Regions from separate parts of the Homo sapiens genome. Here region 1 is linked to region 2. A link is a contact called in ENCODE POLR2A ChIA-PET data. All regions are on one chromosome and are shown on one strand. The core of a region is the stretch at or near the end of the contact, and the rest is flanking DNA. Distances in the headings are between cores, read along the strand shown.

Region 1 (3,356 bases), core at 1-2,500, about 17 Mb after region 2:
ACGTACTCAATAAATTAGTTCATCCCTCATCCCTAGAGTTTCTTGGCTATATAATCTTCCGATCCCTCATATGCAAGCAAAACACCCATTAAAAATAGTTGGTAGTGTACTTAGGACTATTTAAAAATAGTTTCATTAAAAAACAAATGTGGCAGAGAATGGTGGCTCATGCCTGTAATCCCAGCACTTGGGGAGGCCAAGATGGGAGGATTGCTTGAAGCCAGGAGTTTGAGACCAGCCTGGGTGACATAGACCCCATTCTACAAAAAAATAAAAATAAAAAAATTAGTTGGGTGTGTGATATGTGCCTGTAGTCCCAGCTACCTGGGAGGCTGAAGCAGGAGGATTGCCTGAGCCCAGGAGTTCGAGGCTGCAGCAATCTATGATCACACTGCTGTACTCCAGTCTTGGCGACAGAGCAAGACCTTGTCTTAAAAACACATGTGTGCGCACACACACACACACATACACACACACACACACCACACTCCAAATGTTATATATCAGGGAGATGTTGGCTTTTCATAGTTTTATAATTAATTGGTTTGTGTGTTCACTTTTTAAAACTAGGTCAATAACTTTATCTTCCTGCTTTTTCCTCACAGCCCTGCCAAGCCCAAACATGTGGAACTAAATCTTAAAACCCCTAAGAATCTTGACAGTTTGGGAAATGAGCACAATCCATTTAGCCAGCCAGTTCACAAAGGCAACACTGCCACCAAAATCTCCTTATTTGAAAACAAACGGACAAACAGTAGCCCAAGACACACTGACATTCGAGGCCAAAGGAATACTCCTGCCTCTAGTAAAACGTTTGTTGGGAGGGCAAAGCTGAATTTAGCCAAAAAAGCCAAAGAAATGGAGCAACCTGAAAAGAAAGTAATGCCAAACAGTCCCCAGAATGGTGTGCTGGTTAAGGAAACTGCTATAGAAACCAAAGTTACCGTCTCGGAAGAAGAGATTCTGCCAGCAACCAGAGGAATGAATGGAGACTCTTCTGAGAATCAAGCTCTTGGTCCTCAGCCTAACCAAGATGATAAAGCAGATGTACAAACAGATGCTGGCTGCCTTTCAGAACCAGTGGCTTCTGCTCTGATTCCTGTCAAGGATCATAAGCTCTTAGAGAAGGAGGACTCAGAGGCTGCAGACAGCAAAAGCCTTGTACTTGAAAATGTAACCGATACAGCACAAGACATCCCCACCACTGTGGATACCAAAGATTTACCTCCAACGGCCATGCCAAAGCCACAGCATACATTTTCTGACTCACAGTCCCCTGCTGAGTCATCTCCTGGGCCTTCTCTTTCACTGTCTGCACCCGCTCCTGGGGATGTTCCCAAAGACACATGTGTTCAATCACCCATAAGCAGTTTCCCATGCACTGATCTAAAAGTGTCAGAAAACCATAAAGGATGTGTTTTGCCTGTGTCTCGTCAGAACAATGAGAAAATGCCACTTTTAGAACTTGGAGGAGAAACAACCCCTCCTTTGTCCACAGAGCGTAGTCCAGAAGCTGTGGGAAGTGAGTGTCCATCCAGAGTCCTCGTCCAGGTCAGGTCCTTCGTGCTCCCCGTGGAGAGCACCCAGGATGTGAGCTCCCAGGTCATCCCAGAGAGCTCTGAAGTTAGAGAAGTGCAGTTGCCAACTTGTCACAGTAATGAACCTGAAGTGGTTTCCGTTGCAAGTTGTGCTCCCCCACAAGAGGAAGTACTGGGCAATGAACACTCTCATTGCACAGCAGAGCTCGCGGCAAAATCTGGCCCACAAGTCATACCGCCAGCATCAGAGAAAACTCTGCCTATTCAGGCTCAAAGTCAGGGCAGCAGAACACCCCTGATGGCTGAATCCAGTCCCACCAACTCTCCCAGCAGCGGAAATCACTTAGCCACTCCTCAAAGGCCAGATCAGACTGTTACAAATGGCCAGGATAGCCCTGCCAGCCTTTTGAACATTTCTGCTGGTAGTGATGATAGTGTATTTGATTCTTCTTCTGATATGGAAAAATTCACTGAAATTATAAAACAGATGGATAGCGCAGTTTGTATGCCCATGAAAAGAAAGAAGGCCAGGATGCCAAACTCTCCTGCTCCTCACTTTGCCATGCCTCCTATTCACGAAGACCATTTAGAAAAGGTGTTTGATCCCAAAGTGTTTACCTTTGGTTTGGGGAAGAAGAAGGAAAGTCAGCCAGAAATGTCACCGGCTTTACATTTGATGCAGAACCTTGACACAAAATCCAAACTGAGACCCAAACGTGCATCTGCTGAACAGAGCGTCCTCTTCAAGTCCCTGCACACCAACACTAATGGGAACAGTGAGCCTCTGGTGATGCCGGAAATCAATGACAAAGAGAACAGGGACGTCACAAATGGTGGCATTAAGAGATCGAGACTAGAAAAAAGTGCACTTTTCTCAAGCTTGTTATCTTCTTTACCACAAGACAAAATCTTTTCTCCTTCTGTGACATCAGTCAACACTATGACCACGGCTTTCAGTACTTCTCAGAACGGTTCCCTATCTCAGTCTTCAGTGTCACAGCCCACGACTGAGGGTGCCCCGCCCTGTGGTTTGAACAAAGAACAGTCAAATCTTCTGCCCGACAACTCCTTAAAGGTCTTCAATTTCAACTCGTCAAGTACATCACACTCCAGTTTGAAAAGTCCAAGCCACATGGAAAAATACCCGCAAAAAGAGAAAACCAAAGAAGATCTGGATTCACGAAGCAACCTACACTTGCCAGAAACTAAATTTTCTGAATTGTCAAAACTGAAGAATGATGATATGGAAAAGGCTAATCATATTGAAAGTGTTATTAAATCAAACTTGCCAAACTGTGCAAACAGTGACACCGACTTCATGGGTCTTTTCAAATCAAGCCGGTATGACCCAAGCATTTCTTTTTCTGGAATGTCATTATCAGACACAATGGTAAGTAGCAATGTGTTATTATTTATTTGGGGTATTTTTAAAGCAAGGGAAGAGAAGGATGATGAGCAACTCATGTTATTCTTTTAGAAATGGTTAAGCTTATGTGCTATAGTTTTTATTCATTCATCACATATTTGAAAACCTGCAATGTACAAGGGACCGTTAGAGTGCAAGAAAAAAATGTACTAAGAGTCTTCACTGAAGGCATCTGTAGTCTTGCAGGGAGATAAAGCTACAAATGCTCTAAGGCACATGATCTTTTTTTTTTTTTTTTTTTTTTTTTGAGACAGAGTCTCGCTCTGTCGCCCAGGCTGGAGTGCAGTGGTGCAATCTCAGCTCACTGCAACCTCCACCTCCTGGGTTCAAGCGATTCTTCTGCCTCGGCTTCCCTAGTAGCAGGGAATGCAGGCGCGTGCCACCACGCCTGG
Region 2 (3,318 bases), core at 792-3,291:
AGCTCAACCAGCTGACAATAGTTCACATACTTTGGAAATATACAAAATTCTGGAGATTTTTAAAAGCTTATCATCATAGTATTAAGTCTAACCTATCGAAATTGAGCGATGTTTTCTGACAACAATCTCTTGGGTTCCACCAGTTCTCCATTCTAAACTGCACTACTACTCACATGTGCATTATCCTCTGGACCTTTCACTAAGCACCTCTGCTGTCCTAAGGAACCGTGTGACCAGGGAGCCACCATACATTTTTACCCAAACAGCTCCAGTTAAATATACCACAATGTAAATAATTCAATCATTTTACCATCTAGCTTAAAAATTAAGCTTTTCTTTCCCTCTTTCTCTTTGGTCTTTTCTTCCTCCCTCCCCACCCCGGGATTCTCTTTTTTTTTTTTTTTTTTTTTTTTTTTTTTGAGATGGAGTCTCGCTCTGTCGCCCACACTGGAGTGCAGTGGCGCGATCTCGGCTCACTGCAACCTCCTCCCCGGGTCAAGCCATCCTCCTGCCTCAGCCTCCCGAGTGGCTGGAACTACAGGAGTGCGCCACCACCATGCCCGGCTGATTTTTGTGTTTTTAGTAGAGACGGGGTTTCACCATGTTGGCCAGGCTGCTCTCCACCTCCTGGGCTCAAGCCTCCCAAAGTGCTGGGATTACAAGCGTGTGCCACCGTGCCAGGTCTTCATCAGATTTTTTTAAGGAGTCAGTGGCTCCTAAAATATTATGACCAGTTCTACACACTTGGTCACCTAAGGACATTTCTTAGCCTGACAGCACTCAGGCTAACAAAGCTCCCTCCAATCAATATCCTCAGGCTTTTCTGGGGTTTTTGCATATTCTGAAACCTTACAAAAAACCCAAAGATTCACAGTGTCAACTCTTTCCACAAGGATGCTAGTCTTGCTAATTCCTACTGAGAAACAGCTTTTTTTGGAAGGAAATTTTAAGCAACAGCAAAAGTTGGTGAAATCATCACTAATATCCTAGAGTTTATCATGCAGAGTTAACTGTGGAGTTTCTTCCCCCTGACAAAATGTATCAAGGTACAGATAGAAAAAATACCATTTAGAGGATCCAATGATTCATTTCAAGCCTGTTTTATTAAGCTGAGAAAGCTAGTTGCTTATCTTTATAATGCACCAGAAAGTAATTAGAGGCTAGGATTGCTGGGACTGCTTGTGTAAATATAAAGCAGGATCATTAAATGCAGGAAAGGAATCGCTACGACTGAATACAGATACATTTCATATTAGCCAGTCTGGCAAAAATCAAGGTTAGCTCTCAAGAACAGGGCTCAACGAGGTGTTTTTTTGTTGTTGTTTTGTTTTGCTTTAGCTCTATAGTTAACTGGTTTAGTTACAGAACATTTCCTTTATGTCTGTAATTGTATTCGCCCAAGTGCTGCAAATAGGATATTTAAACGACCAACTCCTCAAATGTGAGTAAATCAGCCGGCAGTAAATAGAAGTAAATAGAAGTCCGGTGGCAGCGACAGGGAGGGAATAGCGACCAGGTACAGCGAGGGGGTTGATGACTATCGCCCACCGACATCACCTTTACACCTGTTCTCAGGGATGAGTTTCTGACCCAGCTCTACGGGACCAGGCGAAGATGAGAAAAGGGAGAGGCTGGGTGCTGCGGGGCGCGCTGGCCGGCCGGGGGATTGGCAGCGGACGTCCACCCGGCCACCTCGCCCTGCGGCCTGTACTTCCCGGGCAGGCGGCGGTCTCGCGTAGAGCGCGAAACCAGGAGCTGAGCCGCGAGTGGCGCCAGACGCGAGGGGACCGAGGCGGCGACCACCCCGGGGTCCAGGGTCACTCCGCCCTCCTCGCCCAGGGGCCCCAGCCCTGCTCACCCGGACTCTTCAGGTTGTAGCGGGTCTCCATGGTGGGTCGCTGGCTTGGCTCCGGCCTCCCGGGCCGCTGCCACCTCCTCTCCACGCGGCCGCTGCCCGGGTCTCAGCGCGGCTCGGGCGGACGGGGCCTGGCCGAGGAGCCTCGGCAAATGCCGCCCAGTCCAGCCTGGACTGCGGGCGGGGTGGCAAGGCTGAGTGCGGGCGAGGCGCTCGCTTCGCGATGGCGCCGCCTCCTCCACTGCGCCCCCGCCTCCCTGAGTGCCTGGCAGGCACCGGCGCCGGCCGGGGCGGCGCTGAACCGGGCGCCCGGGCTGGAGGTCAGCCTCCTCGGGTAGTCGCAGGCCCAGCCCTGCCGCGGCCGCCCGGCTTGCGTCACCCGCCCTCGTCCGGGATTTGTGAAGTTGCCCTGACGTGGCAGTAGCTTCGTGGCGGTCGGTCACTACCCAGCCGCCGCCCGCCCGGCGAAGCCGGCTTGGGGAGGTGCAGGAGCGAGCGGCGTCCTCGTCCTCTCGTCCCGGCCCTGCCCGCTGTAGGCGAGGTCCGGGACCCCCGGGCCCTCGAGAGCTCGGAGGGGGCGCCGGGCTCCGGCTGCAAAGCTGTCCGCAGCCGGCTGCCCGCGCGCGGTCCCGCAGGGTCTGGGAAAGGCTTTGTTTTTAGATTCAGTTGCTGTTGCGAGGGGCGGGGGTTAAGTGAGGAGGGGGAAAGCCAGTGACAAGGAAATGGAATAGGATTTTTTTTATTTTTTATTTTGTGTGTGTGTGTGACGGTGTCACCGCTCTGTCGCCCAGGCTGGGATGCAGTGGCGCGATCTTGGCTCACTGCAGCCTCTACCTCCCGGGCCCAAGCGATCCTCCCACCTCAGCCTCCAGCGTGGCTGGGACCACAGGTGTGTGCCACCATGCCCGGTTAATTTTTTGTATTTTTGTTAGAGACACGGTTTCACCGTGTTGGCCAGGCTCGTCTCGAACTCCTGGACTCAAGCGATCCGCCCGCCTCGGCCTTCCAAAGTGCTGGGGTTACAGGCGTGAGCCACGGCTCTGGCCAGAGTTGGATATTCATAACAATTTTTTTCTCGGGTAGTGTGTTAGGTGCACGACATGTTTTAGGCATTGCAGGAGTTTTGTTTTTTTTGGTTTGTTTAGATGTAAAAGCTGTCAAAAAAAGGAATTACATTTAATGTGAGGGAAAGCATACAAATATGAAAGGTTAAACTTCAAAGGACACACTTACTGCTTCATTGTCCAATGTGTGGGATCGAGAGAGGACTGAGTTCAAAAGACTTAAGGAGTAGGGACCTTACTAAAGGAAAGGAGGGAGGGATTGGGAAGGTGGGGAGGATAGAAAGGGTTAATCAGGTTGGGCAAGTTTTATTCTGTTATATAAAGACATAAACTCTTAAATTTGATTTGTTTTCTATTGTTAAAGTTAATCTAAATCTGTGAGTTTCTTGATGAAATTGG

Evidence for each region. ChIA-PET counts read pairs that join two places held with the same protein, here RNA polymerase II (POLR2A).
Region 1: POLR2A ChIA-PET joins it to region 2 with 14 read pairs in naive thymus-derived CD4-positive, alpha-beta T cell. The contact joins the enhancer-like site here to the promoter of UBE2J1 in region 2. POLR2A ChIA-PET finds 5 or more read pairs at or near these places in 2 of 52 experiments (activated B cell and naive thymus-derived CD4-positive, alpha-beta T cell).

Annotation. Positions count from the first base shown.
Region 1 is chr6:106,518,526-106,521,881 of GRCh38, forward strand. It overlaps CRYBG1 (crystallin beta-gamma domain containing 1), which reads left to right. Exons shown (of 22, transcript NM_001371242.2): 4 at 606-2,928. Among named protein-coding and RNA genes, the nearest start is that of RTN4IP1, 110 kb to the right of the region's middle. RefSeq lists enhancers at 740-1,939, 1,162-1,651, 2,392-2,441. Within about 2 kb of position 1,251, at least 24 of the 41 ENCODE cell types and tissues checked have a DNase peak (open chromatin) inside an H3K27ac peak, as active enhancers do.
Region 2 is chr6:89,350,681-89,353,998 of GRCh38, forward strand. UBE2J1 (ubiquitin conjugating enzyme E2 J1) reads right to left here and starts at 2,042. Exons shown (of 8, transcript NM_016021.3): 1 at 1,859-2,042. The coding sequence starts at 1,889. RefSeq lists an enhancer at 1,348-2,297 and silencers at 1,594-1,653, 1,684-2,393, 2,404-2,503.